Linked DNA regions of Homo sapiens: region 1 is linked to region 2. A link is a loop called in an ENCODE intact Hi-C map of the cell type or tissue named here. Cell type or tissue: endothelial cell of umbilical vein. All regions are shown on one strand. Links, peaks and the distances in the headings refer to the core of each region. The heading gives the core; the rest is flanking DNA. Region 1 overlaps LOC124907871 (a long non-coding RNA gene). Region 2 overlaps CKAP2L (cytoskeleton associated protein 2 like).

The links. Peaks named below come from ENCODE experiments on the same cell type or tissue, not always from the same donor. Only the 100,000 strongest peaks of a DNase experiment are listed, where the experiment ranks them.
Region 1: a loop joins it to region 2, with 7 times the contacts of the local background. A loop is called at or near these places in 2 of 110 quality-filtered maps.

What each region holds. Positions count from the first base shown.
Region 1 is chr2:112,802,819-112,818,650 of GRCh38, forward strand. LOC124907871 (a long non-coding RNA gene) reads right to left here. Exons shown (of 2, transcript XR_007087195.1): 2 at 14,251-15,832. Among named protein-coding and RNA genes, the nearest start is that of IL1B, 26 kb to the right of the region's middle. RefSeq lists enhancers at 1,033-1,092, 2,490-2,599, 2,682-3,182, 2,830-3,169, 8,795-9,994 and 1 more. In endothelial cell of umbilical vein, for the core only: no CTCF peak of the experiment used is centred there; DNase peaks (open chromatin) are centred at 9,303 and 10,023; H3K27ac peaks cover 2,366 bases.
Region 2 is chr2:112,740,220-112,756,051 of GRCh38, forward strand. It overlaps CKAP2L (cytoskeleton associated protein 2 like), which reads right to left. Exons shown (of 9, transcript NM_152515.5): 4 at 15,758-15,832; 5 at 12,048-12,255; 6 at 6,201-6,356; 7 at 2,487-2,550; 8 at 599-788. It also overlaps a transcript of NT5DC4 not described here. Among named protein-coding and RNA genes, the nearest start is that of CKAP2L, 16 kb to the right of the region's middle. RefSeq lists an enhancer at 9,786-9,835. In endothelial cell of umbilical vein, for the core only: a CTCF peak has its summit at 9,623 (motif pointing right); a DNase peak (open chromatin) is centred at 9,642; H3K27ac peaks cover 424 bases.

The sequences.
Region 1 (15,832 bases), core at 8,322-10,821, 62 kb after region 2:
GAGTAGCTGGGACCACAGGCATGCACCACTGTATCTGGATAATTTTGTTTATTTTTTTTTGCAGAGAGAGGAGGTCTCACTATGTTTCCCAGGCTGGTTTTGAATGCCTGGGCCCAAGGGATCCTCCTGCCTTGGCCTCCCAAAGTATTGGGATTACAAGCGTGAGCCACCATGCCTGCCCCAAAATTATCTTATTGTTCTATACCCACTCTTCTTCTTGTGATGATGTGAGGTGATCCATTGCCTCCTTGATGAGATGAAGTGAGGTGACTGATGTGGGCATAGTGATGCAGTGTTTAGGCTGATATTGGCCTGATGATATGTCAGAAGGAGGGTCATCTGCTTCGGTGATCCTGGATCATAGAGTCATGATGATGTCAATGGTTGGATGTCAGGAGCAGACGATGTCAATGACTAACGATAAGCTGGACAGGTGGGATGGTGGCACAAGATTTTATCACGCTACTCAGAATGGAGCACAATTTAAAACTTCTGAATTGTTTATTTTTGGAATTTTTCATTAATATTTTTGGATTGCAGTTGACTGTGGGTAACTGAAACTGTGGAATGTGAGACTGTGGAAAAGTGAGGGAGTACTGTATTATGGAACTGTAACTCTATTCGGTAGGGGAACAGAATTCACATTTGTGGGGCCCAGGTCTCTGCATCTGTAGGGATCCAGTTGTTTCATTTCTCGTTGTAGCAAGAACTTGGCTTTGGAATCAGACAGATTGATGTTTTCTATCATTCTAAATGGGTGCAGCTACACTTTCCTCAGGAGGTAGTTCTGAAAATTTAACAAAATGTGAATTTCTTGGTAAAAAAAAAAAACCTCAAAAATATTCAGTTTCCTTTCCTTTGTGTCTGATGTACTCCATCAAATACTTGGAAATATGTTTCTCTCATAGAAATGTCATTGATCTTTGTAATTCTGATTATCCACAAACCTTGGGGATTAGCTGTTTCAATGTTCCTATTTTACAGATAAGAAAATGGAGCCTGTGGTAAGTTAAGTGAGTTACTCATGGCTACTTAACTAATATTTTACTAGGTGATAGGCCAGAGCTAGAGCCCAGGTCACCTTCTTATCAATGCTCTGCCTTGTCTCTGTGCCTTCCTGTCTGTCTGTATGTGTATGTGCCTGTTGACAGTAAGGCATAGTTTAACCCAGTAGAACTACCGGTTTGTAATGAATTCCACTTGTAAATGACTGACCATTCAAGGAACAAGTGTTTTTTCTATGCTTGACACCTGTTTTGGATGCCAAAAAGGATACAAATGTAACTTCAGACACTCTGGGCCTCATTTTGCACTCATTAGCATGTCCAAAATTAAAAAGACTGACCACACCAAATATTGGTGAGGATGTGGAAGAACGGGAACTTTCATACACTGCTGGTGGGGATGTAAAATGGTACAATCCCTTTGGGTAACAGTTTGACGGTTTCTTAAAAAGTTAGACATATATATTTACCATATGACTCAGCCCTTCCACTTCTAGGTCTTTACCCAAGAGAAATGAAATGCTGTGCTTTTACAAATGTCTATACAGGAATGTACATAGCAACCTTATTTGTCATTGCAAAAAACAGAGACAATTCAACGTTGTCAAGAGTGAATGGATGAGCAAGCTGTGGTCTGTCTATGCAATGGTATCCTACTCAGCAAGACAAAGAGATGGGCTAAGGATACGCACAGCCATAAGCATGAATCTTGACATAATTGGGCTGAAAGAAGCCATACATGAAGGAGTATATACTCTGTCATTTTATTTATGTAAAATTCTAGAAAATGTAAATGAGCCTATGGAGACAGAATGCATCAGTAGTTGTCTGATGTTAGGGGGCAGGGAGTTGGGAGAGAGGGGTTACCAAGGGGCGTGAGGAAATTGGGAGTGATGGATATGTTCATTATTTTGACTGTAGTGATAGTTTCACTGGTGTGTACATTTGTCAAAATTATCAAATTGCATACTTTACATTTGTGTAGTTTTTTCAATGTTAGCCGTACCTCAATAAAGCTGTTAAAAGACTATACTGGCTGGGTGCAGTGTCTCATGCCTGTAATTCCAACACTTTGGGAGGCTGAGGCCAGAGGATCACTTGAGCCCAGGAGTTCGAGACTAGCCTGGGCAATACAGAGAGACCCAGTCTCTACCGAAAAAAAAAAAAAAAAAAAAAAAAAAAAAAAAAAGCCAGGCCTGGTAGCATGCAACTGCTGTCCCAGCCACTTGAGAGGCTGAGGCAGGAGGGTCACTTGAGCCTGGGAGGTGAAGACTGTACTGAACCATGATCACACCAGTGCACTCTAGGCTGGGCGACAGAGTGAGACCCTGTCTTTAAAAAAAAAATAAGAGAGACTCTCTGGACCTCATGGTTGTGCGGATGTAAAGGAATTGTAGTAACAGTAATTCCAATTTCCCTAGTTCCTGTTCTCTTCTGACCAAGAACTTGGAGCTGCCAGCTAGTCTCAGCCTGGTGTATCTCGGAGTCCTCAGAGGCCATCTTACATGAAAATCGGTCTTGCAGCTACAGTCCCCCAGGCACTGTTCCTGTTATTGCTGAGAGCTCATTGCCTGTGAAGCTTCATGATGGCCCAGCACTCGCCCTGCTGCTGCTGACCAGGGGAGAATGCGGGTGTCCACTGTGGAGGCCTCTCTCCTCTGAGGACCCATGTGTGTGTTTTAAGGCCTGTGGCCATTCTGCATTCGGGTAGGAAAGAGGGCATCTCCCTGGTACTCACTGTGTCTTGGGCACTTTTTTACACTCACATCTCACAGTGAAAATAACGCCTCCAAGCCTCTTTCTCTGTGACCTCCCATGGCTGAGCAGAGACAGCTGCTAAAGAAACGTACTGTGCTGTTTTCTCACGCCCCATTCCTCCGCGTGTTCTCCCCGCCCTTGCATACAGATCAGTTCATACTCATACATGACTTCCTGCTGCTTGCCCTGTCAGACCACCTGACATGTCTGGACGAGTCTATCCTAGCATGGGCACGAGGCCTCAGCTGGGCATTCCCTCCCCACCGTGGGGCCAGGTCTTCATGGCAGCTTCCCCGGCAAGTACCACGTACAAAAGACTTTTCCATTTCCCAGTGCCTCTTCTTGGGCTCCAACTTAGAGGTGGAAGAGCCAGAAGGAGGGGAAAGAGGTGAAGAAAGAGTGAAGGATGGACCTGCTGCCCTTCCCCGGAGCTGTGGGTCGGGCTGAAAATTGAATGGGCTGTGGGGTTGATGTTTTTCTTTTTTTCTCATCCCCCAACCTCAATTCTCATCATGACATTTTCCAAACATACAAGTTAAAAATGAGCATAATGAATATCTGCAAACTCAACTTCCAGAGGTTTTAATTTTTTTTTTTTTTTTTTTTTTGAGATGGAGTTTCACTCTTGTTGCCCAGGCTGGAGTGCAATGGTGTGATCTCGGCTCACTGCAACCTCTGCCTCCCGGGTTCAAGCAATTCTCCTGCCTCAGCCTCCCGAGTAGCTGGGATTACAGGCATGCACAACGCCCAGCTAATTTTGTATTTTTAGTAGAGACGGGGTTTCTCCGTGTTGGTCAGGCTGGTCTCGAACTCCCAACCTCAGGTGATCTGCCTGCCTCAGCCTCCCAAAGTTTTAATTTTCGAATATAAGTTTTGAGTGGACTAACCTGGAATGAGTTTTAATTACTAAAATGAGACTTTTATCTTCTTTTTCAAAAATCCAGTTAAAAAATAATAGTATTATTATTTTGTGTTTTTTAAAAAAGATCCAAGTTCTACATGTAAACAGTCAAATGGTTTTACAAAATTTGTTGCAAAAAATAATCAGATTCTTGCCCTCTTCCCCCATCTCTCGCTTCCTATCTGGTGTTTAGTGCTTGTTTCTTAATGACCGCTTTTACTGTTACTTCTTGAATTTTGAGTTTTACGTATTAACAATTATCTTTAGAAAATGAGGATTTAGGTTCTTTGTCCTGCCCTAGTCTATACCACACACATCCACATTTCCTACCTCTTGATCTTCCTAATGCAATTATATCTTCATTTTCTTAGACTAGTAATGAGTGCTTGTATCATTATGAATATGTGCTATTCAGAAGTGAACCATTAGTAAACTAGGTATTTTTCTTTGTTTTTTTTCCCCCTTATTTGCATAGTTTCCTATGTACTTATCATGAAGGCTGGATATAGTTTATATTGGTGGTCTTCTTTAAGAAAACAAATATAAAATTGTAAACACAAAATTAGGTATAGGGTCTTGGAAAGGACTCTTGCAGATTAAGTGTTCTGAAATTTAAATTTGATTAACTTTACAGTAAATCCACCTCTGATTATCATTAATTTCACTTTAAACTTTTCACGAATTATTTAAATCTCCTCTTAAGACATTCAGATGTATTAGGCAGTTTCTTTTTATCTTAGGAAAAAAAAATTCCTAGCGCTCTCTGACCTGCTCCAAGTTGGACTGGTGGCTCCTTGTTGCTGTGCCTGCTTTCATCCTGGGATCTCCCTTCACCATCAGGATTGCCTTCACCTCATTCCAGTCTTGGATCTTTCTTCTTGTTTCTTGAGTATTTTTTTTTTTTTTTTGCTGCATTCCCTTCAGTGGCCTCTTGGGAAAAGATGTGTAGGGAGAAAAATTTTCTTTAGAAACTTGCATATCTGACAATATATTTATCCTATCCTGACATTTGGTAGATAGTTCAGCTGGGTACAGAATTCTAATTAATTTTCCTTCCTGATTTATAAGACATTGCTCCATTTTCTTCTGGCTTCCAATATTGCTGCTGAGAAGTCTGACACCATTCAAATGCCTGATTTTTTCCATGTGATTGTTGTTTTCTGTCTGGAGTGTTGTAGGATTGCCTCTTTATCTACAGTGTTCTGAAATTTCATGACGTAGGTCTTTCTTCATTCATTATGGTAGACACTCAGTGGGCCATTTAATCGGGAAAAACATGTGTTCTTCAAGTTCTACAAACTTTATTACTTCCTTTTTCTTGTGTCTTTCTCTGGTCTGTTTTCAGCCCCGAGTCTCTTAGATCTGTCCTCTAATATTCCTATTGACTTTACTTCATTTTCTAAGTCTTTATCCTTTTGCTTTACTTTCCGAGAGACCTGCTTAACCTTATCTCCCAACTCTTTTATTGAATTTCATTTCTTTTACTATATATTTTTTACTTTGAATACACCTCTCTCTTCCTCACATTTTCCCCCATAGTATTTTGTCTTCAATTGACAGTTCTACTATCTTATTACTCTGGAGATATTAATAATAGTTTTTAAATTTTTATTTATTTTTATTTTCAAAACAGTGTCTTACTCTGTCACTCAGGCTGGAGTGCAGTGGTGTGATCATGGATCACTGCAGCCTTGATCTCTGAGCTCAAGCTATCCTCCTGCTTCAGCCTCCCAAGTAGCTGGAACCACAGGCATGTGTCACCATACCCAGCTAATTTTTTTGTTTTTGAGGTGGAGTCTCACTCTGTAGCCCGGTCTGGAGTGCAGTGGTGCAATCTGGGCTCACAGCAACCTCTGCCTCCTGGGTCCTGGTTCAAGCAATTCTCCTGCCTCAGCCTCCTGAGTAGCTGGGATTACAGAAACACACTACCATGCCCAGCTAATTTTTGTATTTTTGTAGAGACAGGGTTTCACCATGTTGGCCAGGCTGGTCTTGAACTCCTGACCTTGTGATCTGCCCACCTTGGCCTCCCAAAGTGCTGGGATTACAGGCGTGAGCCACTGCACCCGGCCACTAATTTTTAAATTGTTAATAAAGACGAGGTCTTGCTATGTTGCCCAGTATGGTCTTGAACTCCTGGGCTTAAGTAATCCTCCTGCCTCAGCCTCCCAAAGTGTTGGGATTACAGGTGTGAGCCACTGAATCTGACATTTTTTAAAAGTTTTCTTCTCTTTACCAAGTCTTTTTTCCCCTTTCTGCTTTTTTGGGTTGTTTTATTTTGATCTCTATCTTGCTAGAAACTTTCTGCAGACGTTTAGTAATACTAGATTTTTGAGAGTGGGCAACTGGAAAGCTGATTGGAAACTCTGAATACATGGGTGAGGCTTGTTGGCTGTGAGTGTCATTGCTTGATGTCCTGGCAAGGCCAATGGGTTTGGGACCCCTACTATTAGTATAGGCCTGATTCCCTGGGAAAGGCTCTTTTGATCTCCTGCCTGGAGGATAAAGGCCTGGCTACCAGCCTTCTGTGTGTAATGTGAGGGAGAAGGGCTGGAGTATTCAACATCATGCTGAATCCTTTCAATGATCATCTTGTTTTTAGTAATCTCCTACCTTAACTCTCTGTCTTCTGCTAGTATGGGAAAGATGACCTGAAAATCTAACCATTTATTTTTCCCCCATTAATATCATTTTATGATTATTCAGAAGTTAAATAATTGTCATGCTGTCCTCCAAAAAGACTGAATCAACTAGCAACAAATAAGAATTTTCTCACAGCTCTGCCAGCATTTTAAAAGAATAGCTTTATTGAGCCCAGGAGGTCAAGGCTGCAGTGAGCTGTGATTACACCACTCTACCCCAGCCTGGGTGACAGAGCAAAACCCTGTCTCAAAAAAGAAATTTAAGGAACAGCTTTATTGTTGTAAAATAGACATACAATAAACAGAGCACATATTTAAATTGTGCAACTTATACTTTGATATAACCCTGTGAAAACATCACCACAATCAAGATAGTGAATATATTTATCACCTCCTGATACAGTTTAGCTCTGTGTCCCCACCTAAGTCTCATGTTGAATTGTAATCCCCAATGCTGGGGGAGGGGCTTTGTGGGAGGTGATTGAATTGTGGGGGTGCACTTCCCCCTTGCTGTTCTTGAGATAGTGAATGAGCTCTCATGAGCTCCCCTTCACTCACTCTCTTTCCTGCTGCCATGTGAGGATGTGCTTGCCTCTTCTTTGCCCTTCTGCCATGATGTGTTTCCTGAGTCCTCCCTAACCATGCCTCCTGTACAGCTTGCAGAACTGTGAGTCAGTTAAATCTCTTTTCTTCATAAATTACCCAGTCTCAGGTGGCTCTTTATAGCAGTGTGACAAGGAACTAATATACCTCCTAAGTTACCTCAAGCTTCTTCTTAATTCCTTCTCCTCCCTTCCTTCATTGCCAAGCAAACAACCACCTGTTTTCTGTCACTATAGATTAGTTTACATTTTGTGGGTTTTTTTTTTTTTTGAGACAAGGTCTCACTCTGTTGCCCAGGATGGAGTGCAGTGGTGCGATCATAGCTCATTGCAGCCTTGAACTCCTAGTTTCAAGTGGTCCTCCCACTTCAGCCTCCTGAGTACCTGGGACTACAGGGGTACACCACCACAACTGGCTTAAAAAATTTTTTAAATAAAAATGGGGTCTTGTTATGTTTCTCAGGCTGGTCTCGAACTCCTCGCCTCAAGCAGCCCTCCCTCCTTGGCCTCCCAAATTGTTGGGATTACAGGCATGAGTCATGACTCCTGGCCTAGTTTACATTTTCTAGAGTTTTGTATAAATGGAAACATACAGAATGTATTTTTTTGCGGAGTGGGGGAGTGTTTCTATTTCTTTCTTTCTTTTTTCTTTTTTTTTTTTTTTTGAGACGGAGTCTCGCTCTGTCTGTTGCCCAGGCTGGAGTGCAGTGGTGCGATCTCGGCTCACCGCAAGCTCCACCTCCCGGGTTCAAGCAATTCTCCTGCCTCAGCCTCCTGAGTAGCTGGGACTACAGGCGCCCGCCACCACACCTGGCTAATTTTTTTTGTATTTTTGGTAGAGACGGGGTTTCACCATGTTAGCCAGGATGGTCTCGATCTCCTGACCTCGTGATCTGCCCGCTTCGGCCTCCCTAAGTGCTGGGATTACAGGCGTGAGCCACCGTGCCCGGCCCAAGTGTTTCTATTTCTTAACCAGCTTTCATGCAATCTTTTTTTATTTTACCATCTCTGTGATCCCACTCCCAAAGGTACTAGATGTCGATTGGTCCTTAGGATCAGCTACCATTTGCCCAACTGCTTTCCAGCCTTCCAAAAATTTTTTTCTTTTTTTCTTAAAGATACTCCTGTGTGAGGCTCAGAACTCTTGAATTGCTACTGCAAATATGAACTCGGTGATGTGAATGCCAGGGAATTGCCTGATTGATCAAAGAAATGTATCCCCTTCTCCCTCACTCTTGCTGTCTTCTCATTTGTTTTCCCCATCCTTGTGGATTCGTGAATTTAAATATCCCTTTAATGTTATAATATTTTAATGGCGTTTGGCGAAAAGTACAGAATTAGGTGCAAGAGTGCATAGCTGTTATTTTTTTTTTTGGCCTCTGAGACTGTTCATATATGCAAGTTATTTAACAGAAAGTTCTGCAGTGACCTGAGATGTCAGGGGGGTCTGATAGAGTACGTTTGAAGGCAGTTACTGGAAAAAAATAATGCCATTTCTGGTTTGTACTTCGGTAAGTTCAGATGACCCAATATATTGTTTACATGTGGCATTCAGTAAAAAAGTAGCTTCCCCTCCCTTTCTTCTTCCTTTTCTCCTTTCCTGCTTCTATAAAGCATCTGCTTTGGGAAACTTCTTAGGAGGAGAGCTTGCCAGCCCGTGGGTAATGGAGAGGTCTTGCAGAGATAAAAGAGATGCTCCCACTCAATGCAGGATGGTGTGGAGGTAAATGGGGATATGTCTGGCATCACTCAGGAATGGGCCTTCCTGGCAGGGAAGAGAAGGGAGGGGAAAGAGGAAGGGAGTCAAAGATGAATTGCTGAATACGGGGATTCCAGGGCCTGGAGCCAGGAAGAGAACTTTGGGAGGTGTGAACCTGGAGGGCATCAGCTGATGAGGAGCAGCCTGAAGTCCGGGGAGGACCTGTTTTTGGTGGCCAGGAAGAAAGTGCCTTCCACACACAGGGAGGCCACAAGGCTGATGGGCTGGGGGTTGGAAGGACAGCCCTAGGACAGGCTTGGGAAGCAGGCTCAGGTAGGGACTGTGAGGTTCTTGTTGAGTCTTTTTCATTCCTGGTCTTAGAAAATAGAATCCAAGGCCTCTTGAGAGTGGAAGGTGGGTTGGGAGGAGGGCAGATGGGGCTTAGGCCCAGGACACCCGTAGAGCTACTGCCCAGCTGTCTCTCAGGGACTCTGCTGAGGTCACTCCAAGGATCATTCTTAGCCTTGCTAGACAGTACTGACAGAGGGAACCGTAGTATCGCACCCACTTCCTTCTCTTTCAATGAAAGTTTAAAGGTCACCATTTCCTCTGGCAAAGGAAGTTCCACAAATATTCCATTTCCGGTCTTAGAAACAGCAAGGTATCAAGCAATTGCAAACTTCCTGTGCTGGGGAATTCCCAAGGAAGTAGGGGCAGAGTTCTGGTGGAGACAAAGTGAATTCCGAGTGATTAGTCAGTAGCAGTAGCAGTAGCAGTAGCAGTAGCAGTAGCAGTAGCAGTAGCAGCAGCAGAACCAGAATTTCCCCGCACGTGTCTCAGGCTCTCATTTGCCAACTCAGTCTCTAAGTATTTTTATTGGCAGGAAAAATAAAATAGCTATGAGTGAAATAATTCATTAGACCTGAGCCTCCATCAATTTTGTGTTTAAAGGCCTGACTCTCTTTACCTTTCCCTGGGATGGAAGATGCAAATGTTCCTGATGTCACTGTCAAAAAAGAAGAACCAGTGGGTATATTGTATGCTTGAGTTCCAGCCATTTGTCACAATAGATAGAGATGACTGCCATGTGTGTAGACTTTCTATAGACTGTGTGCTAAACCCGACCTGCCACTTCCAAGGAGTAGATGAGGAATGTCCATGGTTCTGGGGAGCCCTACCCCAATTTGGGGCAGACATTCCAAAGCTCATTTTCTGTGGAGGGGGTTGATGGTTAAAGGACGGCCTGGGAGTAACTCGTCTGTACTAGGGCCCAGGAGAGTTACATGCTGCTTCCCATGTTATTCATCATTCCCCCATGTGAATAGCTATGGCGTGAGGTCCAAGGTTAGGGCCTTTCTACCATAAATGGGGGAATAAAATTCCCCTACCAGCCTGAGAAGTTTCTGTTATAAAGAGGCCTTTTTTTTTGCGGGGGTGGGGGAGCAAGCCGACTAATGTGTTATTTCCATACGGTTTGTTTTAAAATGTAGACGTCATATGCAGGAGAGGTGGTGTAGTGAGTCACAACGGGATTAGAAGGACCAGTCCGAAAAGCAGAAGAGGGTCAAGTTCAGGGCACGGAGGACTACTGCATTCAGTGGCGTGAAAGGCAGATGGCTGAACAGGAGGGGGACATTACATTGCTTGTTCTCCTTGAGCCTCGATTTCCTCATCTAAAAAGAGGGTCATTTATTCACAGAACATTTATTAAACTTGTGCCAGGCACCGTGCCAGGAGCTGGACTAAAAATTAAATCCACCCCTGTGAGCTGCTCTGAAGGCTAAAATATGAAGTATGTAAAAGTAACCAAGTGCTGTACACATGCAGCTATTCAATGACTGTGTGGGCATTGCGGCAGATTTTAATTTTCTTTTTTATTTCTTTCTCTTTAGTGAGAGGTGTTGGTTGTTATTATTGTCGTCGCTGTAACTGTCTATTTCACTTGCTTTTTTGTTGCCTCCAGCCCATTCCAGGGCTGTCATCTAGGACACTTCTTATCACCTAAATAACCGGGGAGGCAAAGCGCTTTCTTAAGAGATGGATCCAGAAGAACAATGCTGGTTTTCTGTACAAAAAGGGGCTGTGGGAAGTAGAGATAAGAAGGGAATTGGCCAAGATGAATGTACAGAGCCTTATTTTTTTTATAACACAGCAAGATTAGATACAAAACAGGACAATAGCATCATCTGTTTTTATAACTGGAAAGGACCTCACTTTACAGGTGGGGAAGAATAGAGTGGAGAAGTGAAGAGAATGGTCACAGAGTCAATCAGCATGTCTGCGTCAAAGCTGGGATTCCCGATTCAGGGCTCTTACTACAGTGACGTATGGCTAATATTTTGGCATTGTTTCGGGGAAAAGCTGAAGCCCTGATGGTGTACGTCACTCTTGAGATAGTCTGTAGTCCAGCAGGGAGGAAAGCAAGGAAGGGAGGTGGAGGCAGCATTTTTGGGTGTAACATTTCGTTCTTGTTTTGTGGCCAAATCATAGTGTGATTGGGACAAGCCACTGCCTTTCTCTGAGCCTCCACTTTCTTTTTCTTCTTAAGAGGGAGGGAATAGTAGAGTAAAAGTAGTCATTTTATCAAACACCTGCTATTTTGGAGCCATATTGCAAGTGGGTTGGGGGTTGAACAGTTGGCTTTATTACCCATAGGATTAAATCCAACCTCGATACTGTGGCATTCCCAAACTCCAGTCTAATCTTCTTCTCCATCAGCCATGCCCCACGACACCCTGGTCATATCTGATGTTGCCCCTTGCACTTGCCCCCTCCTTATCTTTGCTTTCTGACCTACCATATGGCTATTGGTTGAAATTCTCATTTTCCAGGGCCTTGCTTAAATATCATCTCATCCATTAAAACTTTCTTGAACCTCCCCTTGCCCTGTTCCTCCCTAATGTCTCAAGCCAGAATTTATTTCCTTTTGTGGCCAAGGGACTGGGTTTGTGACCTCTCTCACGAGACTTAATATTGAGACCAAACGTCTTTAGACCTCACCAGCCAGAGAGATGAGCATCTATGGAATGCAGGCTTTTGCCTGGACTTGCTGATGCAGGGCCTCTGCCTTCCTCCAGGGCCTCTCCTGCTGTTTTAGGAATTTCCCTCATGGCACAGTCCATGAGCTCAGGGTCAAGTTCATACATGTTTTTACTTCTTCTACTCTGCAAATGGTCTTCTTGAACTCTGAGGGTCCTAAAGCTGCTCTGCAGTTTGTGGGGTGAGTAGAAAGGGGCTTTCAAAAGTTGTGCTGTTGTTTCCCACCCCAATAGCATGAAACACAAAGATGCTTACAAATAGCTGCCTTGCTTTCTAGTCCCAACTTCTCTCTCCTGAGGCTTTAAAACAAGTCCCCTAGGTTGAGCTGGACTGGAGTTGTATCCTATCTTCATTATCTGTCTACTCTCTTTCTGCTCTCTAGAGAAGATATTATATATGTGTGTATGTATGTGTAAATATATAATATCCATATATAGAACATATATTGTTATATTTACATATACATACATAACATATGCATGTATTCATATATACATATGTAGTATCAAAGTTGGAATTAAACTGTATATTTTGTAATTTGCTTTTATTTGCATCTATCACTGTAAAATGAATATTTATCCATACCGTAAGATATTCTTCAATGTATTTTTTTTTTTTTTGAGACAGGGTCTTGCTTTGTTGCCCAGGCTGGAGTGCAATGACCCGATCTTGGGTCACTGCAGCCTTGACCTCCCCGGCTCAAGTGATCTTCCCACCTTAGCCCTCTGAGTAGCTGGGACTAGAGGTGTGTGCCTCCACACCCAGCTTTTTAATTTTTTTTGTATTTTTTTTTTAGAGACAGGGTTTTGCCACATTGCCCAAGCTGGTCTTGAGCTCCTGGGTCCAAGCAATCCTCCCACTTTGGCCTCCCAAAGTGCTAAGATTACAAGCATGAGCCACCACACCTGGCCTCAATGTAATTTTTAATGGCTGTATAGTATTCCATCATGTGGTTGTACCCAAAATTATTTAACCAGTCCCCAGTTTATTTCAATTTTTTTTTACTATTTTGAATAATGTTTTAGTAAATACCCACAAAATATGTACAATGGCTGGGCTTAGTGGCTCACCCCTGTAATCCCAACACTTTGGGAGTCTGAGGCAGGTGGGTCACCTGAGGTCAGGAGTTCGAGACCATCTTGGTTAACATGGTGAAACCCCGTCTCTACCAAAAATACAAAAATTAGCCGGGTGTGGTGGCACACACCTGTAATCGCAGCTACTTGGGAGGCTGAAGTAGGAAAATCACTTGAACCTAGGAGGCGGAGGTTGCAGTGAGCCGAGATCACACTACTGTACTCCAGCATGGGCAACAGTGAGACTCCATCTCAAAAAAAAAAAAAAAAAAAAAAAAGTACAATTTGTTGTACCTCCCTGATTATTTCTTTTAAGTAGAATTTTCTTATAATTTTTTTTATAAGTAAAATTTTGAATCAAGGGAGAAGCACCTGGAGTCCTTCAGATACCTATTGCCAAACTGAACTTTTCTGTTCCAGGTTTACTACATTCAGCCTGACTCAGGGTTTGGGGAGTAGAGGAGGGGGTGGAGGCAGAGGGCCTCTCCCTGTCCCCACAGACCTCCCTTGGTGAGGTCCAAGTCTGGACAGGTGGAGTGTGGCATTGCACCGTCAGGTCCTGCTTCCTGTAATTCCCCTAAATCCATCCAGTGGAGCCTCATTGTTCAAGTCTTTTTTTTTTTTTTTTTTTTAACTCCCCTGAAGACGGAGTCTCACTCTGTCGCCCAGGCTGGAGTGCAGTGGCACGATCTTGACTCATTTCAACCTCTGCCTCCCAGGTTCAAGTAATTCTCCTGCCTCAGCCTCCTGAGTAGCTGGCACTACAGGCGTGTACCATCACGCCCGGCTAATTTTTTTTTGTATTTTTAGTAGAGACGGGGTTTCACCATGTTGGCCAGGCTGGTCTCGAACTCCTAACCTTGTGATCTACCCGCCTCTGCCTCCCAAAGTGCTGGGCTTACAGGTGTGAGCCACCAGGCCTGGCCTCAAGTCTATTTTTTAACTCCAGGAGGCCTGGTATTCAGAGGGATTAGGGCTGGCAGAAGGGCCTCAAAGCTTTCAAGGCCTGGGGAATAGGCTGCAGCCTGGTTCAGGGTAACCCAAGTGATTTTGGTTCCAAAGGGACAGGAAAAAAAGTGATTGATATGGAAGTTGTCAAAGTGCAACTGTCAAGACATTAAAAAATGTAACCCTTTTACTAATATACAGTAGACTTGTGTTAAATATTTAACTGATTGTAAAAGGAAAAAACCAGACGCAGTTTTCCCTACCATACTGTCACAACACCTCAACACTGAGTTCTTCTGTGACCTCTAGTCACCGAAATGCTTGGGGATTTCTCCCACCACTAGTCCTCCAGCAGCCGACACCAGTTGGGTGTCCTAATTCACTCCAACACTATCTACCTGGAGTTAGCGTTAGATCCCACAGGTTGAGGGCTCAGTCTCACAAGACTGCCTCCCACTTCAGGTGCCAGTTACAAGTGGTAGGTTGTCACCTATGCTTCTGACTGATGGCTATAAATCTGGGTTTGCTTCCCTCGGGTTCCGTGAATTTGCTAGAGCAGCTCACAGAACTCAGGAAAACACTTAAGTTTACCAGTTTATTCTAAAAGATATTACAAAGGATACAGATGAACACCAGATGAAGAGATGCGCAGAGCAAAGCATGTGAGAAGGGGTGTGGAGCTTCCATGCCCCTCTGGGGCACCACCCTCCAGGAACCTTCATGTGTCCAGCTATCTGGGAGCCCTTCCAAACCCTGTCCTTTTTGGGTTTTTAAGAGTGGCTTTATTACGTACACATGATTGACCGAACCATTGGCCATTGGTGACTGACACAACCTTCAGCCCCTCCACTCCCTCCAGTGGTTGGGGAGTGGGGCTAACAGTCTCAAGTCTCCAATCCTGCCTTGGTCTTTCCTGTGACAAACCCCATCATGAAGCTACTGCATTGGGGCTGCCAGCCAGCAGTCATCTATTAGCATGCAAAAGACACTCTTATTATTCCAGAGATTCCAAGGGTTTTTAAAAGCTGTATGTCAGGAAACAGGAGATGAAGAACAAATATATATTTCACAACATCACACTCGTTGGGGGAATTGACAGGATAGCAAAACTGATTAAAGGAGGATAGGAGAGACTGAGATATATATTTCCATATATATATATAGAGAGAGAGAGATATTTCCATATATATATATATAGAGAGAGAGAGAGAGAGAGAGAGAGAGATGATGCAGATATACATATACATATAATCAGTGGAATAAAAAGTGCTGGAATGAGAAGCAAAGTTAGCTGCATGCAGTGGTTTGTGCCTGTAATCCCAGCTATGCAGTAGGCTAAGGTGGGAGAGTCACTTGAGGCCAGGAGTTCAAGACCAGCCTGGGCAACCTAGTGAGACCCTGTCTCAAATTTATTAAAAAATATATATTTTTAAAAGAAGCATAGTTATATACAAATTAGGGCAATAATATTAATTTGTTAAAAAATGAAGCAAAGTTACATACAAAACAGGACAATAATATAACAGTTGGGTTTATCTTTTCTACTGAACAGAAATAATTTTATATTCTGGTGAATAAAAATTACTTGCCACTCATCAATCTTCTGCAAGTTAACAAGTAACTCTACAGAGCCTTGTGTTCAATCAATGGTAAACAGCAAGTCAAACAAAAATACTTTCCTTTACAGAAGGGGTCAGCAAACTATGGCCCATGGGTCAGCTCTGGCCTCTTGCCTGTTTTTGTAATCAAGATTTACTGGAACACAGCCACACTCATTTGTCATGTGTTGTCTGTTGGCTGCTTTCATGTTGTAATGGTGGTTGAGTATTTGTGACAGAGACCTCATGCTCTTCACGCTGAAAAGATTTACTATCTGATCTTTTACAAAAAAAAATTTGTGGACTCCTGCCTGAGAGCATCAGATGCCCCTTGGGCAGGCAGCTTAGACACTAAAAAGGCACACCTACTCTCTTTGCCTTTTCCTCACATTTGGATAATTTTTAACACAGTGTTTTGGCCTTTTCCTTCTTATGTCTGCTGTCATAAGGGCAGTTCTGCCTTAGTCAGTCTAATTGTTTAGACTTTTGTGATGCTAAATCTGTAAAAATGCAGGGATCCAGCCTGGGTGCAGTGCCTCACACTTGTAATCCCAGCACTTTGGGA
Region 2 (15,832 bases), core at 8,631-11,130:
TTTAGGATTGGAAGAGATTCGGCTGTGCTTTCCAGGTAACTAAAACAAAGAACTGTTGTCTTGGTGCCCTTGTTTGGAATTCTTTCCAGATCATGATCAGAGAAGAGTGGTGCTACACTCACATTTTAGAAAATGACACTGACGCCCTGACATAGCTCCTTAAATTACTATGGATTCTGCCTTAAATTTATATTTGTTAAAAAATAAAACGTTTCTGACTTTATGAGCAGTCTCTGACTAGTACATACTCCACTGCTCTCCGTTCTTAGAGGGGTATTCACTGTCCCTTTTCTCCCACAGCTACAGAGTTTGCTCCCGCTTGGGACTTTGTGCCCCATCTTATCACCCCAACCATACCCAGCTGTGTCAGGACTTGCAGGAAAGGCAGATAGGATCTGCAAGTGCAGGACAAATGAGAGTGAAAAGGTAGGCGAGACCATAGGACGGGGGTGAATGCATTCTAATACCCCTCCTGACTCTGGCAGCACCTTCCTCACTGCAGGTCAGGTCTCAGTTACTCTAGATCTGTGAAGGAAAAATCGAGACTTGGACTAGAATTAAGTCTGTGAACACAAAGTCTGCTTTAGAGTTTGCTTACCTAGGGATTGGACCAATCTGTAATTTGATACCAGGATAATTATGCTGTTCTGCCTTGGCTATTCGGGGTGTCGCCGTGACTTGTTCCCTCTCTTTTGGAGAAAGACAAGACTTCACAGATTCCATCTTCTTGGCCAGCTCTTCCACTGATGTTATACTAGTTTCAGCAACTAAAGAGTCAGAAGTAATCCCTGTGTATGTAAGATCATGAAGGAAAGTAAGATTTACCAATTTAATACTTCAACTAGAAGTCAATAACATGAAAAATACATACATACAATGATTTCCCAGTGATCTTCATGGGCTCCACATACTGAATAGTGATTGATTTGAAGTGTGACTTATAACTTGTTTTTTCACGTTAAGCTCTGTAGCAGTGTCTTGCTACATCAGGCTACCCTCGTAGCCAGCCCCCGAGACTGCTGTACGTAGATTCTTGACACCCTTTCAAGACTCTGAACATATCTCCAGTCTCCTATTCACTCTCAAGAGAGCTCTCTTAGGGACTAATCACTGGCCTTCTACCCTTACACCACACCTTGGATCAATTTTCTTGACTCACTAAGGTTAACTCACACAACCTCCCAATCCCATTCCTCCCCAGGATGACCACATGGTTACTGCCTTGGACAGTGGGCAAAAACTGTCTTGCATTAATAGTTTTCATGGTAGCCCAAACACAATCACCAAAATGAAAGGAAGGAAATCAGACTGTGCCAGGCACACTGTGGCTAGAGGCTGACACCCTAAGTGAGGTCAATAGGGTGCAACAAAGGCATGGATTCCTGTCTTCTCTTTTTATTCCTTTTAAAACACTACCATGTTTTAACCAAATAACTGAATTGTAGCCTCATTCTCAAAGAATCTACTATTATCTATTTTATGTCCTTCTTACCACATGTAGTGGGTTACTTAGCTACATGACTTGATTGTTCCCCAGTTAAATCTACTCTTTTTTTTTGAGATGGAGTTTCGCTCTTGTTGTCCAGGCTGGAGTGCAGTGGCGTGATCTTCATTCACTCCAAATTCCACTTTCTGGGTTCAAACGATTCTCCTGCCTCAGCCTCCTGAGTATCTGGGATTACAAGCACGCACCACCACAACTGGCTAATTTTTCTTTTCTGTTTTTTTTTTTTTTTTTTTTTTTTTTTAAAGACAAGACAGGGTTTCACCACGTTGGTCAGGCTGGTCTCAAACTCCTGACCTCAGGTGATCCACCTGCCTTGGCCTCCCAAAGTGCCGGGATTACAGGCGTGAGCTACCGTATGCAGCCTAAATCTACTATTAAAGGAAAAAGATTTGTCACCTTTTAAGATAACAAGAAGAATCCAATTTATTTTCTAAAGATAGCTTGTTTTTTCTTTCCATTCATATAACAAGTATCGTAAGCAATTATAATGTCACTCGTGTTTGGCACAATATATGTCTCATAGAAGAGTCTTCTAAAGGTTATGACCACTGACAGTGATGGTCATCCAATTGAAGAGATTCCTGAGATAGCTATTTTTAAAGCGTAACACAAATTTAGATGAGTATGTTGGTGGGTTTATTATGATTAAACATGTAACTTAAGGCATTTCTCCTTTCTGCCTCAGTCTCTTCCAGCAAAGAGCTGTTTGTCTTCTGCCATCTAGGATTCCAAGGAAGTGGGACACTCCAGTCTAGGCTGTTTTGGTGGAAACAACCTTTGTTCAGTATTGAGTAGTGCATTTACTTGTAATAATACAAATAAGTCAGCTGATGACAATGGCTGAAAGGGCCAGGTCATGGAAACCAAGAAGTGAGAAGCATTTCAGGGGATGATTCTTTTCTTCTTTTTCCTATATGTCCTGGATGATTTTTACTGGTACAGCTAGAGAAGATGAATTTAAATTCAAAAATAATAGTACCTTCTGTGGTTCTGTTTGAGTCTTGCAAGATATTAAGAACAACTTTCCGCAACTCTTGTATTGGCTGGAAGGAAGGAAGAAAACATACAAAATCTTAAAAACATTCATGCAAAAAATTTGCTAAGGAACTTTAACTTCAAATACATGTTTTATAATAAAAGTTTCCTTTTAAAATCTCGTCTAACTATAAATCTTTTGTCTAGCTTGACAGTTTTATAGCTTCATGAGAAAAGTAAAGGAACAGAGAAAATTCTGATTAAGTGTTGGCACACTCGACTTAATGAACAGATGTATTTAAAGTTGTCCATAATGTAATTTGTCTACATCAAATTCTATTTTCCTATTGATTTGTATAATACTGTCAAATATGTATTCCTACATAAAAATTCTGGCCCAATGATGTAAAGCTAGCCACACAGAAAATGCATTTTATATATAGATATAGATATATTTTCTTGAGACAGAGTCTTACTCTGTCCCAGGCTGGAGTGCAGTGGCGCGATCTCGGCTCATTGCAAGCTCTGCCTCCTGGGTTCATGCCATTCTCCTGCCTCAGCCTCCCAAGTAGCTGGGACTACAGGCGCCCACCACCACGCCCAGCTAATTTTTTGTATTTTTAGTAGAGATGGGGTTTTACCGTGTTAGCCAGGATGGTCTCGATCTCCTGACATCGTGATCCACCCGCCTCGGCCTCCCAAACTGCTGGGATTACACGAGTGAGCCACTGTACCTGGCCCCAAACACAATGTTTTTTGAGATGGAGTCTCTGTCACCCAAGCTGGAGTGCAATGGTGCGGTATCGGCTCACCACAAACTCCACTTCCAGGGTTCAAGTGATTCTCCTGCCTCAGCCTCCCGAAGAGCTGGGATTACAGGCATGCGCCACCCCATCTGGCTAATTTTTCTATTTTTAGTAGAGACGGGGTTTCGCTACGTTGGCCAGGCTGGTCTCAAACTCCTGATCTCAAGTGATCCGCCTGCCTCAGCCTCCCAAAGTGCTGAGATTACAGGGGTAAGCCACTGTGCCTGGCCCAGATACAATCTTTGTAGGCATTTTGAGTAATTTTCTCCAGCTTTTCCTGTCTTTCTTCTTTTATTTGTTAACATACTTAGAAAAAAAAACCTTCATGGAAAAGTAATTTTCTGATAAAATTATCTGAGATAGGCTTTATTTTTCAAGTATGTAAACCATGCCATGAAGCAGAAGCTGCACTTTCCCACAAGAAAATTATAGTTGGAGGTTTGTCTTCCTTACCTGGAACTCTGTATCAAATAGATATAAACTGACAATAAAGCATAAAAGCAAAGCTTTCCGTACATTTTTTCAAAATCCAAAATAGAATTATGATTTCAGCTAAATGAATGGGAATAAATGTATAGAATATATTACAAAGAGTGAATTCTATACAACATTCATCAAGCATATTTTATATTTGTATAGCCTTCTGGTTAATGATGGTGGATTAAATATACGTTTATTTCTAATCTCTCTTGAAAATCGACTGAAAGGATAATAAAGGGATTAAGAAGAGGCAATAACCACAAAACATAGGAGAGAAGAAATGACAATAAGGTTTTGGAAGCTGCAGTGCAGAAGGAAGAGAGGTAAACAATTTGATCTACTTGAGAGAGTTGAATCCCAAGCTGGCAGTGTGGCTAAGAAACAACCTGACAGAAAGGCTAAGGAATGGGTGGTAGGGCCCAAATTAGGAGGACTCTTTAGCATCTGTTCAAAAAGCAGTCAGACCTCCAAATCCATCCTGCACCCCTAAACTCTATGCAGCCTAGTAACTGTGTCTGACTCCCTTCATCCTAACAGAAAACTGGGAATGTATTCTGCAAGTCTCTGAGGGATATCATGCAAGATTAGGATAGGGTGCTTTCTGAGAAAAGGAGATAAGCAAAAGTTTCTATGTTGAGGGTTGAGACTCCCTGCTCTCTTCTCTCCCACAGCACTGGCAGCCTGGTGTCTAGCTCCCAGGAAGGAGATTGGAACAGATTTCTCCAGATAACTTGACCAGCTTAAGAGGAAAGACCTAAAGATACTGATATTGAGGGTTTTCTAACTAGTCAACTCAGCCAGATCACCCTGTGTTGAAGCCCCATCCATGTGTCTCGGGCTTTAAATAAGCTTTTTCAGACCCACCTTTTATATGTGCAAACAGCCCAGTTTCACCAGCATCTGTGTAAAGCCTTTAAAGAATAATAGAGAACAAAACAAAAAGAACAAACAAACAATAACAAGAGAGAAAGAAATGAAAAACATTGGAGAAGAAATAGACAATGTAGGAAGAAGAAAACTAATATGGGTTCTAAAAACAAGGGATCCACCCAACTTAAGAAGGATGTAAAGGGAATCTAAAGGTGATGGTAAAGAGATCCCAGAAAGACAGCTGGTGAAGACGGCAGTAAAAAGTAACTTGTTCAGTCTGGAATAAGCCAGAAGGGTCTAGGAGAAAGCTCTTTATCTAAGAAAAAGGAATCAATAGAATATCTGATGTTTTCAAAGTATTGAGGAACTTAGACAATTAGCGAAGAGTTTGTGAATTAATTATATAATAAATACTCAGAAAACTAAGCAAAGGCAAAACAAGACAATAACTCCAGGAAAAGTAGAAAGTTGTGCTTGAAAGGCAAAGTAATCATAGTATATATTGCATGGCTCAACATATTCATGTATTTTTTTTTTTTTTTGAGACAGTCTTGCACTGTTGCCCAGGCTGGAGTGCAGTGGCCCGATCTCGGCTCACTGCAAGCTCTGCCTCCCAGGTTCATGCCATTCTCCTGCCTCAGCCTCCCGAGTAGCTGGGACTACAGGTGCCCGCCACCACGCCCGGCTAACTTTTTTGTATTTTTTAGTAGAGATGGGGTTTCACCATGTTAGCCAAAATGGTCTCGATCTCCTGACCTTGTGATCCACCTGCCTCGGCCTCCCCAAGTGCTGGGATTACAGGCGTGAAACACCGTGCCCAGCCCATATATTTCTTATATATTCATAACAATGTGAATGCTAAATAGTGACCAGAATTTCCATGACTCTAATGAAAGTATAAGGAATGGCAAAGGTCTATAAGGATGGTAAATAGGGGTGTGTATTTGTGTGTGCTGGGGATCTGTGTATGTATGTGTGAAAGAGGGCTAAATCTTCACTCTGCATAGCTGGAAGTCCATAAATCATATCTAAAACTGAAAAATCAAGAAACAGAAACACGTTTTCTGAAACTATAGAGGTTAATATAAAAATAAATCAGTTTGCTCTAGGAAGGGGAAAATGGGAGGGAAGGAAGGCAGAGGTCTTACTGAACGAAACTTATCAAACTACTTGACTGCTTAAACTATGTGCATGTACAATTCTGATTTTGAACCATTATGGAAAAAGGTATCACACAGAATACAGAACATGACATGGAAAATGACATTTTAAGGAAAAGCATTATAAAACTATTTGATGCAGTTTTTGTAAATAATAATTATATAGTTTTTTTTTCTAAATTTTAGAATTAAAAGTTATTTCATGCAATGGCTCTGAATTATTGATTTAAGGATGCTGACGTATTGGGTTTAATATATTTTTAAGTTCTTTATGGTAAGGTATGACTTTATAAGTGTTGGATATTGATGTTGCAAACTTCTAACCATCATATTACAAACAACAACAGAGAACTCACATGAAAGAGAATTTTAAGAAGTTACCCACCCAAGACAGATACTCACTGTTGCCCCATTTTTAATGGCCTCTTCATATAGCCCAATAACATCAAAGGTGCCTTTACTTGCCAACAACTTTGCTTTGCAGATCCAGAATTTAGCAAATTTTTCAGCTTCAGGAATGCTGGACAATATGTTAAGTATTTCATTAGAAGGTACACCCTGAAATAAACCAAAATATCCAGAGGTAATTATTACCATTTCACTGTTAGTCTCACATCTCCTAATATTTATTACAGCAGGTATGCAGAAATTGGTTTGATCACTAATATTTTTGAACTTTTAAAAAAATTTCAATTTTACTGAGGTACAATGTACATGTAATAAAATGCACCTGTTTTAATTATCCATTTTAATGATTTGAGATTAATAATAATTATTATTTTTTTTTTGAGATGGAGTCTTGCTCTGTCGTCCAGGCTGGAGTGCAATGGCGCGATCTCGGTTCACTGCAACCTCCACCTCCCAGGTTCAAGCAAGTCTCCTGCCTCAGCCTCCCCAGTAGCTGGGACTACAGGCACATGCCACCACATGCTCGGCTAATTTTTTGTATTTTTAGTAGAGATGGGGTTTCACCGTGTTAGCCAGGATGGTCTTGATCTCCTGACCTCGTGATCCGCCCACCTCAGCCTCTTAACGTGCTGGGATTACAGGCATGAGCCACCATGCCTGGCTTAATTTTTCTTTTTTTTTTTGAGACAAGGTCTTACTCTGTTGCCCAGGCTGGAGTGCAGTGGTACGATCACAACTCGCTGCAACCTCTACCTCCTGGGATCAAGCAATCCTCCCACCTTAGCCTCTCGAGTAGCTGAGACCACAGGCATGAGCCACTGAGCCTGGCTTCCTCATCATTAAATTTTAAGAGTTATATGAGACCAAATAGAAAATGTTTATCATAGCTGAAGGTAAGAAATATGTTCATTTTTACATGGTACAAAAACAAAACAAATCCTAGAGTAAACATTTACATATTCATAATATTCCATATTTATAATAACGAGAACACTGAGTAGTGATGAGAATTTCCATAGGACTAATAGCAGTGTAAAGAATGACACAGGCATGCGAAGGTCATAGGGGTGTATATGTGTAAGTGTCAGGGATTTATGCAGGTGTTTATGAAAGAGGGTTAAATCCCACAAAAAGATAATTTGAAATGGATTCACTGGTTTGGTTCCCTTCTGGCTTGTGCCGTAAGCAGGACAGTGACATGGACCCAACGAATGGGGAGCACTACCATGCCCAGAAATCCAGGTACTGGCACACTCAGCCAAGCAGCACCTTCTACTGCTAGAAATGGGGGAGACGCAAAGGTAAGTTCACAATTGAGAATCACTAACATTTGAGAAAACCAACACTACATGAAAGAGGCATAAAACTCAACAAACAAGAATGAACACTGGAGCAAAGAGGAATACTTTTAAGAGTATCACAGTCAATATCTTCAGAGTGATAAGAGAGAGTATTGCTATCCTAAAACTAGAATGGGCTGTTATGAAAAATAACCAACAGAAAGGCAGAACAACTGCATGGACAGCGCTGAAGAATACATCTGTGAGCTGAAAATTCAGCTGTGAAATCCTCCTAGAAACCAGTGTAATAAAACAATGAAGTGAACAGTATGAAAACAACATTTAGAGTTCTGAAGGATATATCCATTACTCAATAACTCCAATATCCATCTAAGAGAGTTTCTAGAAGGAAAAAAGTTCAACACACAAAGTGGTTGTAGAAGAAGAATTTCAAGAAATGAACAAAGAAACAGTTGTTCAGGTTGAAAAGGCTCTCAGATAGTTAAGCAGGATGAATGGGAGAAAAAAATATAATAGAAAACCAAAGATAAAAAGAAAATCGTACAAGCTTCCAGAGAGGGGGAAGAAAAGGATTACCTATAAAGGAATGAGAATCAGACTGACGTGAGACATTAACAAATCAACAACTCCAGATGCAAGAAAGAAAATGAAGCAGTCACTTAAATTTTTCCAGGGAAAACAAGCTGAAATTAAGAAATTTCCCCCAGCCAAACTATGATTCCAGCATGAAGGCAAATAACAAGTTTCACAAGAATACAGACTCAAAAGGTTTGCCATTCAAAAATCATAAAGTCACTAGTGAGTAAACTTTAGAATTCACATGAAAGACTTGAAATAAAAGTAACTGCAGGCCAGGTGCAGTGGGTGGTTCACACCTGTAATCCCAGCACTTTGGGAAGCTGAGGCAGAGGACTGCTTGAGGCTAGGAGTTTGAGACCAGCCTGGGCAACACAGTGAGACCCTGTGTCTACAAAAAAATGTAAACTATAATGGGTGTAGTGGTGTGTACCTGTAGTCCTAGCTACTCAGGAGGCTGAGGTGGAGGATCACTTGGGTCCACCCAGGAGGTTTAAAGTTGCAGTGAGCTATGATGGCATCACTGCACTCCAATCTAGGCAAAAGAGTGAAACCCTGTCTCTTAAAAAAAAAAAAAAAATGAAAAAAGGAACTGCAAGAAGAATATGATATATATTCTGCAAATCATGTTTGAGCTTACATCTATCACTTTATTTTCATTTCAGTGTATTATTTTATGAAATAAAACTAGATTAAACACAGAAATGAGGAAAAAATAATTCATGTAAGCTGAATTACAAAATAAAATAGCAGGCATAAGTTTAAACATACAAGTAATCATAATAAATGTGTACGAACTAAATTTGCTTTTTAAAAGCAGAGAGTTTCAAATTTGTTTAAAACATTTAACTGTGTGCATTTATATGAGACATACCTAAAATAAGTCAGCCCATGAAGGCTTAAAGTAAAGGGATGGAAAAAGAGCTACCAGAGCTACCAGACATATTCTAACAACAAAAAGCAGGTGTGGCAAGATTAATCAGACAAAAGAAATCAAAGCAAGTCATGAATCTTTCTGTACCTAACAACATAACTTTAAAAAATAGAAAGTAAAAATTGACAGACATATGAAGAGAAATTGTCAATGATTAATCACAGTGCCAGTGACAGACTTTGGCATATTTCTTTCAGAAAGCAATAGATCAAATAAACAAATAGGATATACATTATTTTCAAACACTTTTGGAACATTTACCAAGAATGATCAGATATTAAGGCCACAAAGAAAATTTCAACAAAATCCATCAAGTAGAGTACACATAGGCCACATTCACCAACTACAATGCAATATAATTAGAAATTAACAGCAGAAAAAAAAAATCTACACATCTGGAAATTAAAAGATACTTTTCTAAGATATTTTTTGGGTTAAAGAACTCAAAATGGGAATCTCAAGCTATTTAGAAATGAACAATGACAAGATATGTCAGTTATGAAGCTTTTGTCTATTGGCCCCAAACCCCATCCTCTGCTTTGTGATGCTGGGGATAAAACTCTGTAAAACTTTCTGCTGGGCAGCAGCTCCCTGCTCAGCTCTGCCAGCAGGGGGCACGAGAGGGAGGCTGCAGGGATGGAGAAGGAAGACACTTGCTTCTTCCTATTTGCTTTCATCACCCCAGCAACGGTCCCTCACCCTGGCAGTAACAGTTGGTTCTAGCATCTTTTTTTCCCCCTCAGAGCCCACCTCCCTGTGCAGCTTCAGAGCAGAAGCACCAAATGGATAGCATCTTTTCCTCAAAATCTGAGCCCCAGCCCTGCAGGGCCTCTCCTCCATCATCTGCTGGGTAGTATGCCTTCCTTACAGTTGGAGTCCCATTTCTACCAGGGTTTGTCTCTCCTGCTTCTTGGTTCTGATACCCTAACCTCTCTTTGTTCTCCTAGACCCAGTGGGTACAAGCTGCTTCCTACAGTTATCACATTACCTCAGGTTCCTGTGTGCTGTCAGCCCTGTGTGTAGCACCCACACTCCTTCTGATCCCTTCAGCATCTTGTGCACACAGGCTTACCGCGTGCTTTCACAGCCAGCATCTGTGCTCCCTCGTATGTGCCCAGAGAGTGAGAAGTGCCTGACAATTCTTGTCCGCCCGAGGCAGCCATGAATAAATGACCATGGAAGCTTTAACAATGTAGCTCCCTTGCCTCTGATCAGGATGACTCTGAGAGATGTGACCTACACTGTCTCCAGAGCTCCCCTGTGGGGCTGTGCCAGAGTCACCGTCCATGGATTCGCTTTTCTGATCCTACAACTTCACTCCCCTCCCAGTTTTCCCTGGAGTGTCTTCCTAATAAACTACTTTCACATGGATTCTCCTCTTAGGCTCCACCTCTAGAGAACCCACATAAGATACTGTGTAACCAATTACATTCTTTCTGTGGTTTGTTTTTCAGACTTGATCCTGACTGATAAAGAGTATTACTTAGTCAAATCTGAGGGATATGACCAAAGTAAAATTCAGAGGCAAATCTGCTATAGCACTGAACATATTTATAAAAAAAAAAAAAAGAAAGACTCACTTTTAAATGATCTAAGGTTTCAATTAAAAAGCTAGGAAAAGAGCAATAAATATAAAAATAGATGCAGACATTGATGCAAGAGAAAAAATAATCAATAAAACCTGAGGTCTTTTAAAAAGATTAATGAGAAAAAATCTTTGGCAATAAAACCTGAGATCTTTTAAAAAGATTGAGAAAAAATCCCTTTAAAAAGTCACAAAATTACTAAAGTTGACTCAAGATATATGAACTCTAGAACAATGACCCCATAACAAATTGAGAGGATATATACAAAATTATCCTCCAAAGAAACACGGTCCAGATGATTTTTATGGGCAAGTTTTTATCAAACCTTCAAAAAATAAAAATAATTCTCATGTCATACAAACTATTTTCAGTTTATAGGGCAAAAAGGAAAATACTCAACTCATCTGCCTAAGTCAGCATAACATTGGTACTAGGAAAACACAAGAAAAGACAACCAAAGTACACAAAAATGTGAATAAAAGAATTGCAACTCACAAAAATATAATACTTCATTTCTCGACATACCTATACTGTATGGACATGCATGAAAACAGAATGAATGACTGGCAATGGTGGTCACCTCCAGAGAGAAGTTTGGGATGCCTAAGTATGTATGTTTGTAGAGGGAGAGGGCTGATCATTTATCTGCATTACTTGAAATGATTTCAATAATAAAAAGGTACTCATTTTTAAATAATACAACAACAAAAAAAGAGGATAAGAAAAAGAACTCAAGTTCAATTCCACAAGGAGAAATAGTTAATATTTAACTGGATGTTGTGAAAATGTTGCCTGGAGTAGACTTAAACTGAACTTTTCCTTTTTTTTGCTGATGTTCAACATTACCAGCCAAAGGACTGAATGAGTTTTGCTCTAGGCAAGGATCTTAGAAGTTTATTCCATCATTTTTTATTAATATATTTTTCCTTCAGGAAAAATTTCTCCTAAGGATCATACTCTTTGCCTACCATCTATTTTATCCTTATCTGCAGAATCCAAGATAAAATTTAAATACTATTTGTAGCTACCCAGAGTATTCAGAATACTCCAACTTTACACAGAAACTTGCCTTCTGACCTCAGTTTCAATGTTAAATGTGTACTCTTCAGAACTTGATACCCAAAGAAAGCAAAGTTCCTTTTGGAGCCAGTTTGTTTGGATTAGTTTTCCAACTTCTTTGTGCCTCAGTTTTGTTTGTAAAGTGGTCATAGTAACAGTGGTTATGATAATTATGTGAGATAATCTTAGCTAAGTGCTTATAAAAGCACAGATACACAAAAGACACTGTTTATGGGCATGTCATTATTATTATTACTCTGTATTTACAAGAGTAGCTAAATTTCTACTTAGATGAAGGCTATCTCTCCTATATTATATTTAGGAATATGTTTAAAAATTATAAGACTTTGGGCCAAAGCTGGAGGAGCTTATCTTCTTCACTTACCCCTTCGATGAGGTTCAGACATTCTGTCAGAGTGTTGTTAATTTTACTGGACAGTTCGAGTTGTGCTTTCTTTTCTTCCTCTTCTTTTTCAATGCTCTTCCAGAATGAAATATTCATTTCCTTTATTACTTTTCTTTTTGTTTTAAGTTCCATAGGAGGCCGTTTATAGGTTTTTCCCTTAGATTTCTGCCATTCTTCTAGTTGTTTCCTGAAATTCAATTAAAGGGAGAGTGGTTTTATTTATTTTTAAACATAGTCAAGCTGCTAAAGTATATGATATGTATAGATAGAGTATAATTAAATACTTTCAACTACAGACAAAATCAGGAGAATGGAATTAAAAAACAATTTACAAATGGGTAATGGCAGCATTGGGTTGCGCCCACCCACGAGAAGGCAGACACCAAGATTCTAAGATCACACGTGGCCAGCACTTCAGACTTCAAATAGAATTCGTGATTATGCATTATTTTTCTCGGAAAGTTTTCACTTCACTATATGCTACTTGACACTTGCTTTCCTAAGACATCCCTCTATTTTTGAGATGACTAACTCAGCAATTCATTTCTCTCACGCATAAGCTGTCACTCAACCCAAACCCACCAAGCCTGCATTCTACCCTCAATAAGGTCTTGGTGTGTAAACTGACCCACTTCACCTAGTTCCTTAGCCCTCTCTTGACCAGACATGACTCTTTCATAAGCTAGACCTATAAAGTCAGGGCTCTTAAGTAGCTGATCTCTGATAGTGCCAAGTGTCCCCCACTGTTCACATTTTCCACTCCAGCTTCTAACAGGTGATAGACTGCTTTTTGGGGGTAGGGGCACCAAGACATATAGACCTCATGTTTGGATGTAGACACTCCAGTTTCTTTAAATTACAACTACATATTAATAATGACTTCCAAGTGTACATTTCAGTCCAGATCTCTCCCTGGATCCCCAAACTTTGTAAAACCCACCGCCTAGTTGATATCTTTTGATGTCTGACAGGCATTTCAAATTTAATACTGTCACAAACAAAGTTATTGATTTTCATCTCTGCATCTGTTACAAATTTTTCTTACTTTGGTAAATAGCACCCCAGGCTGTGTCACTGCCAAGAACTTTCCACAGCTCTTGGAATAAAATTCAAAATATTTTCCAAGGCAGAAAGGCACAGTGTAATCTGGCTCCTGCCTACCTCTCCAACCTCGTATCACACTAGTCTCCCTGTCACTCACCCCCTCCAGGAGCTCAGGTATCCTTAAAGTTTCTTTTCTTTTTTTTTTTTTTTTTTTTTGAGACAGTTTTGCTCTGTTGCCCAGGCTGGAGTGAAGTGGCATGATCTCAGGTCACTGCAACCTCCGCCTCCTGGGTTCAAGTGATTCTTGTGCCTCAGCCTCCCAAGTAGCTGCAATTACAGGCGCGTGCCACCACACCCGGCTAATTTTTGTATTTTTAGTAGAGATGGGGTTTCACAATGTTGGCTAAACCGGTCTCAAACTCCTGACCTCAAGTGATCTGACCACTTCAGCCTCCCAAGGTGCTGGGATTACAGGCGTGAACCATTGTACCCTGCCTCCTTGAAGTTTCTTGATCCAGACTCATTCCTGCCTTAAGGTCTTGCATCTTCAGTCCTCCCCTCAAATGACACCTCCATGAAGACGCAATTACCTGTAATTACCGTGTCTTATTTAGTCAATGTGTTGGTTTTCTGTCTCCTCCACTAGAGTGTAAGCTCTATGAAGGCAGAAACCTTGGCAGTCCAGTTCCCAGCACAGTGCCTAGCACACATAGGTATTTAATAACACACAGTAAAATTCACCTTTTAGTGTGCAATTCTGAGTTTTGACAAATGCATCAAGTCATTTAAGTCTGACTATTATCAAGCTATAAGATGGTTGCAACACTATCACTAATTCCCTCATGCTCCTTGGTAGTCAGTCTCACCCCTAACGCCCCCCTCCTGGCAATCACTGATCCGTTTTTTGTCTTTATAGTTTTGGTTTTTCCAGAATGCCAATAACTAAGTTTTGAATGAATGAATGCTATTAACTCTCATTTCTGACTCCAGAGCAACATCCATGCAATATTTATTATTTCAGCCCCAAATACTGCCCCCTCACCTTCACTCCAACCACCTACTTGATGATACAAGGTGAGACATTTGGCATGTGCTTCCTCCATGTTCCTAGCATTTTCCCTATCTCCTTAGCCTTCCTTCTAATCATAAACGAAGAGTGAACTTTCCCTTTCTAAAGGCAACTTACTCCTAGGACCTCGATGCCATAATTTTGTTTCTCTAGTACTTTCTATATATACACCAAACAATTAGCTCCAGAAAGGTAAAGACTCACTGTGTGCTCATCACTGTGTCTCCTAGCGCCTGGCACACTGCAGGTGCTGAAGAAACACCTACAGAATGAGTGAATGAATCTCTCCCTCTCTAGACTCCTTCTCTTTTGTAATCAAACATGTTCAACCTGCAACACAGTCTTATGACCAATCCTCTGTTGTCTGACCTAGGCTGAGCTCCAGGGCTGGGACCCTGACTTCCTTATTCACCACCTCAAGGTCTCTGCACTCACTTCTCTTTCTGCTCAGGATTGTTTTTCTTCTTGTCACCAGTCTTTTCTCAGACTTAGGTCTCAGCTCAGACATTGCTGTTGAAAGTACTTCTACTGATCCTTTTATCTAAAGCAGCCATTCCAGCCCTACTCTCTTGATCATAGCACCCTGAATTAAGTTGTTTACTTACTGTCTCTTCAGGAGGGCAAGGAGCTTGGTGGTGGTGTTCAGGGCTGTACCAAGCTGTACCTTGCTTCACCCTGCTACACTTTTTAGCAACCATCTAATTTTACATGCTCCCTTCACTCGTCAGAAATTTCCTTATTTTCTACTTCAAGCAGGTATACATATGTGCTTCTCCTGGGAGGCTCACCCACTTCATGAGACTACATTTGGTCCTGGGTAGAAAGTGTACAAAATCCACTGGCTCAGTTTTAATCAATGTATGTTAATATTAACCAACCTGAGATCTTGATTTCCACGCCTGGCTAATTTTGTATTTTTAGTAAAAACAGGGTTTCTCCATGTTGGTCAGGCTGGTCTCGAACTCCCGACCTCAGGTGATCCGCTCACCTCGGCCTCCCAAAGTGCTGGGACTACAGGCATGAGCCAGCGTGCCCGGCCTAAGATCTTGATTTCTACCATCTGAACTCTGTATTTGAACTGACTGCTCCTGCTTGAGCTTACTGGCCAAAACTTGGCCCACTCAGACTCACGGAAGTTTCTGGTTCTTCCCTGGTAACTTTTCTGAACTTAACCACTGGTTTGCTTGACAAGAGATTACCATCTTCTCACTTCCTAGCTATGTGAACTCACTTATCTGCTCTATTGCTGTTCAGTCTAGCACGGCACTTATTGAACGAGTGTCTACATCTGCACCCCCTACTTCTTACTCATCCATTCTGTTTCAATTTCTTAAAAAGAAAAAAAAAAAGCTATTGTAAACATACGATTACAGAAAATGATTTATAACATGTGTATGTACCACCTAGCCCTGTCAAGTCTTAATATTTGTTATATTTGCTTCAAATCTTTTTTCAGACTGTAGTTAAAAATTACTTAGGAGCCATTATTTATGGCCTATTTCCTGACCTAGTCTTCTTGATGGTCAATTTGCCTAATCATCTTAAGTTGCAAAAGCTTAGAATTAAAGCAAAGTACCTTCGATCCTCTGCTGTTGCCTTCTTTTTAATATTTGGGTTTGTTTGGGTCCCATTTACGGTTGTGACATCAGCT